Regions from separate parts of the Homo sapiens genome. Here regions 2 and 3 are each linked to region 1. Evidence: chromatin contacts called from ENCODE Hi-C or POLR2A ChIA-PET data. All regions are on one chromosome and are shown on one strand. The core of a region is the stretch at or near the end of the contact, and the rest is flanking DNA. Distances in the headings are between cores, read along the strand shown.

The links. Hi-C counts contacts between places; a loop is a spot of excess contacts on that map. ChIA-PET counts read pairs that join two places held with the same protein, here RNA polymerase II (POLR2A). Pooled maps may share reads with other maps.
Region 2: a loop to region 1 is called in a pooled map, with 4 times the contacts of the local background. The contact joins the promoter of RIF1 here to the enhancer-like site in region 1. A Hi-C loop is called at or near these places in 3 of 50 pooled maps. POLR2A ChIA-PET finds 5 or more read pairs at or near these places in 2 of 52 experiments (B cell and K562).
Region 3: a pooled map shows a loop between it and region 1 (2.0-fold over the local background). The contact joins two enhancer-like sites. A Hi-C loop is called at or near these places in 1 of 50 pooled maps. POLR2A ChIA-PET finds 5 or more read pairs at or near these places in 2 of 52 experiments (A673 and activated T-cell).

What each region holds. Positions count from the first base shown.
Region 1 is chr2:152,002,715-152,006,720 of GRCh38, reverse strand. All of the region lies in intron 2 of CACNB4 (calcium voltage-gated channel auxiliary subunit beta 4), which reads left to right. Among named protein-coding and RNA genes, the nearest start is that of CACNB4, 94 kb to the left of the region's middle. Within about 2 kb of position 1,905, at least 5 of the 41 ENCODE cell types and tissues checked have a DNase peak (open chromatin) inside an H3K27ac peak, as active enhancers do.
Region 2 is chr2:151,408,273-151,412,278 of GRCh38, reverse strand. It overlaps RIF1 (replication timing regulatory factor 1), which reads right to left and starts at 2,377. Exons shown (of 36, transcript NM_018151.5): 1 at 2,246-2,377; 2 at 1,752-1,865; 3 at 941-1,019. The coding sequence starts at 1,855. RefSeq lists enhancers at 2,305-2,464, 2,069-2,767, 2,768-3,466 and a silencer at 3,170-3,464.
Region 3 is chr2:152,592,315-152,596,320 of GRCh38, reverse strand. All of the region lies in intron 9 of FMNL2 (formin like 2), which reads right to left. Among named protein-coding and RNA genes, the nearest start is that of PRPF40A, 120 kb to the left of the region's middle. Within about 2 kb of position 1,801, at least 8 of the 41 ENCODE cell types and tissues checked have a DNase peak (open chromatin) inside an H3K27ac peak, as active enhancers do.

The sequences.
Region 1 (4,006 bases), core at 656-3,155:
TTCAATCCCAGAGTAAGAGATATAGGGCCAGGCGTGGTGTCTCATGCCTGTAATCCCAGCACTTTGGGAGGCCAAGGCAGGTGGATCACTTGAGGTCAGGAGTTTGAAACCCGCCTGGCCACCATGTCAAAACCCTACTAAAAAGTACAAAAATTAGCCAGATGTGGTGGCTCACACCTGTAGTCCCAGCTACTTGGGAGGCTGAGGCATGAATCGCTTGAACCCAGGAGGCGGAGGTTTCAGTGAGCCGAGACTGCATCACTGCACTCCAGCCTGGACAACAGAGTGAGACTCCATCTCAAAGAAAAAAAAAAAAAAAGAAAGAAAAGAAAAAAGAGAGATATGGAACGGGGGCATCAAACTCAAACTCAAGTGTTTTCAGAGGCCAGCAGGTAACAAATGTGAGACAAGTGGCTTAGTCCAGGTGACAGGGAGTAGTATGGACTGTGGCAAGCTGAATAGAGCACATCCCACCTGAGACATTCAGATCTCAAACATAAATCCTGGGCAATGTGGGCCACTGATGGGCTTGGATGACATTGAACTTCTGATGGTGAGGTTGCTGTGCCCTTTGAAGGCATGCAGAGTGGTGTCGAGGGCATATGCAAGACCACATGGTATATGAGGCATATCTTCCTGGCTGTGTCAATAGCACTAGAAGATTATGGGTAAAAATTGATGCACTTTCACTAAGTACTTAAAAAATGATTTTTATGGTATGACAAAGACAGGTGGAGTAGAATACTAATGATAGCGAACATTGTTGAATGCTGACTATGTGCCAGGCACCGTTCTGAGCATTTTGCATATATTATCTCCTTCAGTCCTCCAAATAGCCCATGTACTTGGTTCCATTGTTATCCCTATTTACAAATAAGGAAATGGAGGTGCAGAAAGGGGAAGTAACTTGCCCGAAATGGTTGTGACAGAAATCTGGGACACAGTGGTGGTTGCACTTGCACTTAGAATTAACTCTGAGTTTCCTGAAAGCTGTTTCTCATTTATTTTGTCATGGCACTGTAGTCCAAGAGTAATTTAAGAAATGTTTCCATTTTTATTGTAGATTTAGAAATACATGTGCAGGTTTGTTCCAAGGACGAGGTTGTGTGGTGCTGAGGTTTGTGTTTCTATGGATCCCTTCACCCAGATCATGAACATAGTACCCAATAGGAAGTTTTTCCGCCCCCCTCACTCCCTCCTTTTGAAGTCTCCATTGTCTCTTGTTCCCATCTTTATGTCTGTGTGACCCCAAATTTTAGCTCTCACTTATAAGTGAGAACATTCAGTTCTTGATTTTCCATTTCTGCATTAGTTCTCTTAGGATGACAGCCTCCTGCTGCATCCACATTGCTGCAAAGAACCTGATTTTGTTCTTTTTATGACTGCCTAGTATTCCCTGATGTATATGTCCCACGTTTTCTTTGTCTGATCCACCACTGATGGGCATGTAGGTTGAGTCCATGTCTTTGCTACTGTGAATAGTACTGCGATGAACATACACATGCATGTGTCTTTATGGCAGAAAGATTCATTCTCCTTTGAGTAGATACCCAGTAATGGAACTGCTGGGTTGAATGGTAGTTCTATTTTTAGTTCTTTGCAAAATTTCCAAAGTGCTTTCCACAGGGGCTGAACTAATTTGCATTCCCACCAACAGTTTATAAGCATTTCTTTTTTGCCACGACCTCACCAGCATCTGTTATTTTTTGACTTTTTAATAATAGCAATTCTGACTGGTGTGAGATGGTGTCTCATTGTGGTTTTGATTTGCATCCAAGAGTAATTTAAATAGGGACCACTAGATGTCACTACCCAGTGCTCCTTAAGAAAGAGAAACAGACAAGAAACGCCGCTGTGGCTCTGCCTTGAAGAAACAGAAAAACTGCTTAACCACTGATATTTATGGTCTTCCTATTGAAGAATGCTGATGTGACCTGGTTGCCACAGTGCCTCTGACTCCTCCCCTATCCCCATTGTCCAGCCCAGCTAAGTGGTGCTGCGGGAGCCCTATTCTGCTGGTAGATTTTGTAATTTCAGGAAAACTAGAAGGGACTCTGTCATTTCATAAGTCAACTCCTTCCTGCATCAGCTGCCCACTCCACTGAAGGCAGGAGGGGCAGGATTGACTGAAGGAGGTTTTGGTTGTTAGCATGTGTGTGTGTGTGTGTGTGTGTGTGTGTGTGTGTGTATGTATGTAAAGTAGGGGGGACACGGGGGTTGTTTCCAGTTTTGAATAACTCAGGACCTGCTCTTGCACATTGGTCTAGTGCTTTCAACTAAGACCTTCCTTAACATGGGGCTTGCACAGGGCAGAAGTGTGACCAATATATGCTAAATTAAGTTGCACAGAAGGGCAGGAATGGGGCTTCTGCACAGAACATCGAAAAGGAGAGGAGGATCTTGGAAGGGACTAGGTAGTGCCTGAACCTCTCAGGGCAGTGGGTAGGTAGAGGAGAGTTTGCCAGGGGTTCATTCAGAGGGAAATAAAGGAAGGTGTATGGTGCCCTCCTCACAGGTACCCGACTTACTTATTCAGGATATAGCTATGGAATGTACATGTTCTTCAGGTACCTACAAAGATTTGTCAAAGTTGAGCAAATCAACCAGGCACGGTGGCTCATGCCTATAGTCCCAGCGCTTTTGGAGACTGAGGCAGGAGGATCACTTGAGCCCAGGAGTTCAAGACCAGCCTGGGTAACAACGAGATCCTGTCACCAGACATGGTGGCATGTGCCTGTGGTCCGAGTACTTGGGAGGCAGAGGTGAGAGGATTGCTTGACCCCAGAAGTTTAAGGCTGCAGTGAGCCTTAATGGCACCATTGCACTCCAGCCTGGGTGACAGAGACCATGTTTGTTTGGTTTTTTTTTAAAGTAAGGTTTTTTTTTTTATTAATTTCTCTTTAAAATATTCCTTTTCCTCCATCCCAGCATCCTCAACTAACTTAAAAATCTTCCTTCTTTACTGTAAATATTTCAAGAATTCTGTATATCTAAATATAGTCAATACAATGATGAATTACATTTTTATCCAGTTACCTTGAGGCTGGAAAACGAAGAGAGGTTTCTCTAGAACACTGTGAAAGGTAACCCATACCAAAATAGAGCAGAGAAGGGGGAGGAGGGAACTGCCGCAGAAAAACCTTAAAGCTTTCACTGAAATGTGTCTCCTTTCTTTTGGAGAGGAGGTCAAAATATAATAAGCGCATCAAGAGCTGTTTTGAAAAATGGGGCTGTGTAAGTTATGAGAACAGCTGTAGAGATTTTTTTTTTTTTTTTAGATGGAATCTTGGTCTGTCGCCCAGGCTGGAGTGCAGTGGCACAATCTTGGCTCACTGCAACCTCCACCTCCCTGGTTGAAGCAATTCCCCTGCCTCAGCCTCCCAAGTAGCTGGGATTATAGGTGCATGCCACCAGGCCCGGCTAATTTTTTTTGTATTTTTAATAGAGACAGGGTTTCACCATATTGGCCAGACTGGTCTTGAACTCCTGACCTCAGGCAATCTGCCTGCCTCAGCCTCCCAAAGTGCTGGGATTACAGGTGTGAGGCACCATGCCCGGCCGAGATATGTTTTTAAAATCTGGATAATAAAGCAAATGGTATAGATGAATGTCTTTAAATTACAGGAAGAAAATGGTATCAGGCAAAACTTTATATTTTCCATGGGCCCTGGAGATGGAAATTCATTTGCTTGGGAGTGGAAAGCATGCTTTGCATGATGTTCATTGATGGAATGTATTTTAAAAATGCAGAACCTAATTGGGGCTCTCAAATTTTCTACCCTTATTAATTCAAATGGAGACTTTCTGCTAAACTCAAAAATGCAAATACTAAGTTATTTCAAATAGGAATCCTGCTAACACTAGTACCTCTTTATTGCATGTAACCACAGATGCTTCCTTTTGAGTCCTTGGTCATCACTAACACCACATAGAATGGTATCAAGCTCATTTTGATGCTGCTGTATCTATTTGGTGTGAATGATAATAGCCATACTGCACATTTGAA
Region 2 (4,006 bases), core at 1,128-3,627, 590 kb after region 1:
TAAAAATGAGAACTCAAACTTTGGAGATAAAAGTTCAACTTTTTCATTCTAAAAACAAGGAAATTTAAAAGATGTTAAGGATAGTCAGGAAGCCATTAAGTAGGCAAGTGAAGACAGGAACACAGGTCCACAGTATGATGTCAAACATCATTTCCCTAAAGCAAAAATGATAACGGTTGTAGCAAAAACTGAGGGTGAATGAGGAAAAAGAAATTAATGCTACCTAGATTAGACCAAAGACAATTGTAATTTTAGAAGCACTTACTTAGATGTAGATTCCCAAAAGGAAAGAAAACAGATTAATCTCTGATCTCTGCTTTCAAGAGCACAAACTCAGATTCAAGTGCCCCTAGGCAACTTTAGGCAAATTAAATTAATTTCTTCACCTGCAAAGTGATCATTAAGAAATAATCTCATGGAACCATGGAGAGTTAAGTGATAAAGCGTGTAAGGTAATTAAGAAAGTACCTGAGAAGCTTTAAGTAACAATAAAGAGTATTATAATCAGTATTATTGCTGTTATTTTAGATTCAAAGCTTTTGAGTCAACTGGCAAAACTTTTAAAAACCACCAAAAGTGGCTGGACACAGTGGCTCACTCCTGTAATCCCAACACTTTGGGAGGCTGAGGCAGGCGGATCACCTGAGGTCGGGAGTTCGAGACCAGCCTGACCAACATGGAGAAACCCCTTCTCTACTAAAAATACAAAATTAGCCGGGGCGGTGGCGGATGCCTATAATCCCAGCTATTCAGGAGGCTGAGGCAAGAGAATCGCTTGAACCCGAGAGGCGGAGGTTTCAGTGAGCCGAGCCCGAGCCTGAGCCATTGCACTCTCGCCTGGGCAACAAGAGCAAAACTACACCTCAAAACAAAAAAACAAAACCAAAAAAAAAAACCAAACTACCAAAAGTGAAAAACTGTTTAACAAACAGATACATACCTTTAAAACTTTGTACAGCCGAGGAAGTTTTTTCTCAATTTCTGTAATTACTTCTTTTCCTTCTTCTCCAGTCATACGACTTAAAAAGCAGGAAGAACACAAGTTTAAGTAGTTGACAGGAAAAAAAAAAATACTCTCAAAAATACATGTACAATCTTTTTAAAAATTACTTTCTAACTCCTGCAAATGAATTGACCCAGTAGGTAAGGTCCTTAAGGGTATACAGAATATATAATGCAATATATATCAGAAATGAAAGTAGAAAAACCCTCAGAATAAGTTTTTACATCGAGTACATGCAAGTTGTGACAACCTGACTCCAAAAAGACAGAACAGGGATCCCTATTCCTAGTTACTAACGATTTGCTAAGCCTTTCCAAAGGGTTTTACAAAACTTTAGTACATTTCTATGAAAATTACTTTGAAGCATTTTGCAATTAATAAAAATCAGTGTATTGCTCTGTTAAAAAAACTCTGGGTAGCCACATTTTCCCAACACATCGGAGGTTTACACTGAAGACCCCTCCTCCAACAACTACTTCCAACCGAAACTTTTAAAAATCCCTCGCTTGCAAAACACACGTGCATGCTCCCTCGTTCCAAACACACACCTCAAGCGCAGCAGCAGCAGTACCCGGGAACGTCACCTAGAATACATCTCCCCCGCCCCCCAAGGCGTCCGCGACTCGGGCGTCCTCACATTTGCTAGACTTCTAGAACTCACATTCATTCTACGCGCCCCTCCCAACCACCTTCTTTCTCCCCACTATAGAGCGCCCCACTCTCCGCTACGCCCCGTGGCGGACCTCACCTGGTCAGAGTCAGGTAAGCGTCAGTCTGCCCTCCATGGGAGGCAGAAGGGTCTTCCAAAGTCTCCAACAGCGGCGCGAGGGGGCTCTGACCCCTGGCCGTCATGTCGGCCACCCTGAGGCCCGAACCGGAAGAGGAGAAAATCCAGTGACCGATGGAAACAGCCCCGCGGCGGCCCAGTGTGAGTCCGGCCCTCACACCCGCACGCCCGCCCGGGCCTCACAGCCACGCCGCGTCTGCACCCCAGGCCTCCGAATCACCAAACCCCAGCGCGAACCTCCTCCGGCGCCCGACACCAGACACCTGAGCCCACGCCACATTCGGGCCTGGGCCCGCTCCCGCCACCACTTTCCCGGGCAGCTTTCAACAGAGGGAGGAGATCGGCGGAGGGCGGGAGAAGCCCGGGGAACGAGGCATCTCGCCGCGAGGGGGCGGAGGGTGGGCAGACTGAGGGTTCCCCGCGGCCTACCACTGTCACCCCGATATTTATCCCACCTAGGAAGATCAGGACAGGGTTCTCTCCGCCTCTGCCCCTCAGCACCCAGACGCTGCCAGAGCTCGACTTTCCCAGCTCCGGCTGTTTACTCACGCGTGCGGCGCGCTCCCTCCTAGACCAAGATGGCGGCTGGGCGGGCCCAGGAGTGCGCGGGAGTAGGTTAGGCCTGGCGGGAGAAGTTCGAGCCAATCCAACAGTCAGCGGCACACCGGAGTTATCGATCGCCTCCCTTCCCATCCCTTCCCATCCCTTCCCTGCCCAGCTGCCGCGTCACGCCCCTCTGGTGAGCATCAGGTGGTGGTGTTTTGCCTAAGGCGAGAGACTTGAAATTCAAAATGTGAGTTAATTGCTCAGACTCACTAGACTGAACATAGTGGGCCCTCAGACTAAGTGTTCAAACTCCAAGTCCAGTGCTTGTTGAAGTTTTAGCAACAAATCAGTTAGCAAAAGGAGATAACGTACTGTTGGGTTTAAGACTAAGAGCTGGCCGGGCGCGGTGACTCACACCTTGTAATCCAAGCACTTTGGGAGGCCGAGTCTGAGGTCAGGAGTTCGAGACCAGCCTGGCCAACACATGGTGAAACCCCGTCTCTACTTAAAAAAAACAAAAATACAAAAATTAGTTGGGTGTGGTGGCGCACGCCTGTAGTCCCAGCCACTTGGGAAGCTGAGGCAGGAGAATCGCTTAAACCCGGGAAGCGGAGGTTGCAGTGGGCCGAGATCACGCCACTGCACTCCAGCCTGAGCGACAGAGTAAGAGTAAGACTCCGTCTCTCAAAAAAAAAAAAAAAGAAAGAAAGAAAAAGAAAAGAACTGTATCTCAAGCTGGTCTAGATTCCAGCTGGTCTAGGTTCCATGTGACTTTAGCAAGTTAATTAACCTATGCCTCAATTTCCTCCTCTATAAAATAGGGCTTTTAATAGGTGAAGTGAGAAAAGGTTGGAGAGGCCAATGGTTCTCAGGTCTTAAGCGTACATAACAATGGCCTGGGGATATTCGTTATTAAACTGCAGATTCCTGGGCCCCGCCCATATGCATTGTAATTCAGTAGATTTAGGTAGCTCCCGAGGATGTGCATTCTTCTGTTAGGCCCCTGGGGGGTTGAAGGGTGGGATTTGGCCAGGGCTTCTTCCCTAGAGAAACGTCAGTAAACACAATGACAGTCATTTCTCCTTACTGTGAATATGCTGCTCCTCCCCCGCCTTTTTTTTTTTTTAAGACGGAGCCTCGTTCTTTCGCCCAGGCTGGAGTGCAGTGGTGCGATCTCGGCTCACTGCAACCTCTGCCTCCCGGGTTCAAGCGAGTCTCTGACTCAGCCTCCCGAGCAGCTGGGATTACAGGCGCCCGCCACCACACCTGGCTAATTTTTGTACTTTTAGTAGAGACGGGGTTTCACCATCTTGGCCGTGCTGGTCTCGAACCCCTGACCTCGTGATCCACCCGCCTCGGACACCCAAAGTGCTGGGATTACAGGCGTGAGCCACCGCGCCCGGTCTGCTTCTCCCCTTTTCATATGCCTTCGTGCACTCTCCACAACAGACAGGATTGCATTAACTCTAAATCAGACACATGAAGCCCAGCAGCAATGGAACTCTCCATCATGGGTTCCTGGCCCAGGATTTGAGCCCTCACTCACATGTGCTGCAACTCTCAGCTCTAGAAGTGGGATGTTGCTTTTTGCTCTTCTTTGTGTCATCTGCACTTAGCAAAATGACTGCCAAACGACGCAGTACATACATAGTATGCTTATATATATATTT
Region 3 (4,006 bases), core at 552-3,051, 590 kb before region 1:
ATAGTGTCTTCATATAGAAAGGAGCCCTCCACCATTTTCCAAGGTAGAAAAAAAAGACAGCCGGGCTCAGTGGCTCATGCCTGTAATTTCAGCACTGCGGGAGGCCGAGGTGGGCGGATCACTTGAGGTCAGGAGTTCAAGACCAGCCTGGCCAATATGGCAAAACCCCATCTCTACTAAAAAAAAAAAAATCACCCAGGCGTTGTGGCACATGCCTATAATCCCAGCCGTTCTGGAGGCAGAGGCGGGAGAATCGCTTAAACCTGAGAGGAGGAGGTTGCAGTGAGCCGAGATGGTGCCACTGCACTCCAGATTGGGCAGCAGAGTGAGACTTGGTCTAAAAAAAAAAAAAAAAAAAGACTTCCTTGCAATTCTTCTGTTTAATAAGGCCAGGTACAATCCCTGGTACTTATCAGGTTGGATGGAAACAGCCCCTAACTGTTCTCTGATTATCTCTGGGATGTACCCACTCTGTCACATTAGACTCATTATAAGGCTAGAAGATGTTCTTTTCCCAAAGCCAGGTGAATGTTAGATTTCAAGCAAGAATATGGGAAAGGGACAGAAAGAGATCTCCTCCGCATGGGAAAAAAAATATATAGAACACACATTCCTCAAAGTTCAGAAATTCATACTGAATGAATCCACCCAAGTAAACAAATTTGTCTGGGACGCCTGACACCATAATATCAAACAATCATGGGCCGGGCATGGTGGCTCATGCCTGTAATCTTAGCACTTTGGGAGGCCAAGGCAGGCAGATCACTTGAGGTCAGGAGTTCGAGACCAGCCTGGCCAACATGGCAAAACCCCGTCTCTACTAAAAATACAAAAATTAGCTGGGCGTGGTGGCGTGTCTGTAGTCCCAACTACTCAGGAGCCTGAGGCATGAGAACTGCCTGAACTCGGGAGGTGGAGGTTGCAGTGAGCCGAGATTGCGCCACTGCACTCCAGCCTAGGTGACAAGAGCAAGACTCTGCCTCAAAAGCAACAACAATCAAATCAATCAATCAATCATGAACAAATACACAAGGAACAAAAAGATCATTATCTTTTACCAATGTGCTAAACATGTTCTTGACACGTTCCACATAGAAAGCACCATTTACTAATTTTACATCTATTCCTGGAAAATAGTTGAAAATGAAATGAAAAATTCAGTGTTGTTCTTGGTGGTGAACCAGTAAATCTGGGATATCACATGTGTTGCTAGTACAGTTATTGGCAGGGAAGGAGCCCTTATTTTCCACTGCCAAAACCAAACTGCCAAAACAACACAGAGCCTAAAGCTCATGTTACCATGACTGGCCATTTCCACTCCCCTGTGACGCAGAGTTTGCGGGGAACATCTTGTCAGAGAGCTCAACTGCAAGATGAAGGGTGACTGACAGTGACTGTTGGACCATAAGTAGGAACCACTGGGCTATTTTCTTCTAGTGAGTGTGTTTCAGTCAATTGTGAATGAAAACCGAGTCTGACTATATATTCTTGGCAGACTGATACATAGAATTAAAGAGCTGGGCAGTAGCCACATATACCACTGTGTTGAAAGGAATAAAGAATGGCTGTTGAGCTGCAGTGGGCAGAACAGTTTGGGGTAGGACAGGGGAGCTGGGAAACTAAAAGCTTAAATCAAGACTCAAAAGCTCCATCTTTCAAAAGCTACACAAGCCAGGGATGCTTCTTCCACAGACAAGTCCTCAACAGTACCTCGTGCGGTGGTACTAACAGCATGGCCAGCACAGCCAGCTCACTCTCAGTCTAGGGAAACAGCGACGTCCTTAGACACATGGCAGATTTTTGAAATGAAACTTGAGCCAAGGGATTGACGCAGCCACCTTCCAAGTAGTCATAAAAGGGAACTTAGGCCGGAAGTCACAATACTGTCTGCAGTCATAGTGATCTCTTTTAGGATTGTTGCTCTCCTGCCAACTGGCCTCAAACATGTCAGTTTTTGTTCTTGTTTGAAAAATGAAAGCACCTATCATTTTATTATCTAGGTACCTTGTTTTCATATCTGCAGTCAAAGAAGCACTTAATCTTTCTTAGAGGGAACTATTTGAATAGGTACACACAATACATGTTACATACATAGGCATGTGTACACAAAGTTTTATATAGAATCATAAAATTGTAGACTTGGAAGATATATAAAAACCACTTGACTAACTTCTCACCTAAAGCAAAAACTTACATCACAATATACCAGACCCACCAGGAATCCTCTCATCCTCTTGACCACCTTCCCCTTTGTACTGTGCTGGTCTCTTCTGAGCATCCTTCTAGCCCATTCTAACCTTGTCTCTTCACTCTTTTCCTTCTGGACTGGGGTCCCTGTGGGGGAGTTTTCCTCCTTAGTTACTTAGTTACAATCCCCATTTGGCTCTCTCTCGCTCTCTCTCTCTCTCTCTCTCTCTCACACACACACACACACACACACACACACACACACACACACACTCTCTCTCTCTCTCTCTCTCTCCCTAGTCACCTCTGTTTAAACTTGTTCTCTCATTCATTACCTTCATTGCACAGCTAAGAATCTGACCTCGGGCATTACACCCCCACTAAAAAAATAAATTAAAAAAAAAGTTTTATTTTCTTTGCCTGAAAAAAGAAATCCCCAGATTGTATTTGTTGACTATAGTTGGGCTACTTTCCTCTTCATTAAGTGTATATTATTTGAACAGATTCTTATTCTCCTCGTGTCCATTCTCATATTCGGTGGATCACCCTATCTCTTATTGCCTTTTCTTTCATTTTTTGGCTTCATATTCATTGCCATGGCCACAAACTGGGTCCAAGGCTGAGTCATTTGACAACTGAACCACCTGTCTTCCAGACTCCAGCATCTCTCCCCTCTACTGTATTTTCTGCAGAGCTACACAATACTCCTAAAGTTTTATCCAAATTACATAAAAGGCTTTTTGCAGATTTCCACAGAATCAAATGCAATATATATATATAGCATTTTCTAAACTGTAAAGTATTATGTAACTGTGAATTTCTTCCCTTTCTCTTTTTTCCCTTCTATTTGTATCTATCTTCTAGTTGAGGTGTTTGTTTGTTTGTTTGTTTGTTTTAATCACAGGTTTCCAGTCTCTCCACCACTGTTTCCTCAGAACCTCATTCATGCCTGCCTCTTGCCATGTTTTGTTCTGTAACATGGACCCTGGTCAGATATTTTTCCTGGTTAAAGAACAAATATATTCTGACTTATGCTGCCTTTGAGACAGATTTCATGCCAATCTCTCTGCTCCCAGAATTCTCTCCATCAAATCAGGTCTCTTCCCTTCCTGATCACCCTGCTCAGGACCTACCCACTTCTCCCACTGGGCCCTGTACAAACAGTATGGTCTGTTCTGAATTTTACCAGTAATTTTAAACACCCCAATAATCTATCCAATCTCTAACCATTCCCATTAGGTTTGCTTTTCGGTGGAAAATTGAGGACAATATACGAACATGTGTGGAAAGTGCCTGGAATGTGAGACATGTTATGTAAGGCTGTATATGAACTCTGAGTTAAATGGATCTGTGTAAAAATCCCAGAGTTGCCATTTACTAGAGACGTCAGTAGGCCCATTTGCTCTGAGCTCTCCCTCTATGTTCCTACCTCAGATGGTGCATCTAAGAATTAACAAAATAATATATACTAGTCTGCCAGCACTAAGGAAACAATAAACAAACAAATTTTTTATTAAATAGAAAATTAACTAATAGTAGCCTTACTATTTCTGCATATGTATATGCCTTTTTATGTACATGACATAAATACACTAATGTTGACAATAAAGAAGAAAATGGAATTGATTCTGAACTCTGCTCATGCTTTCTTTCTGAAGAGAATTGCTGGTTTAAAAGAAACCAACAAACAAAGCCCTTATTGACGAGAGACCCCCACATCAATAAAAAATGTGCTTATGTTTTACAAGAGTTTAAATTTCAAATGAAATTTGAACTTGACTCACATAGAGAGTCAAGCTCAATACACACATTCATTGTC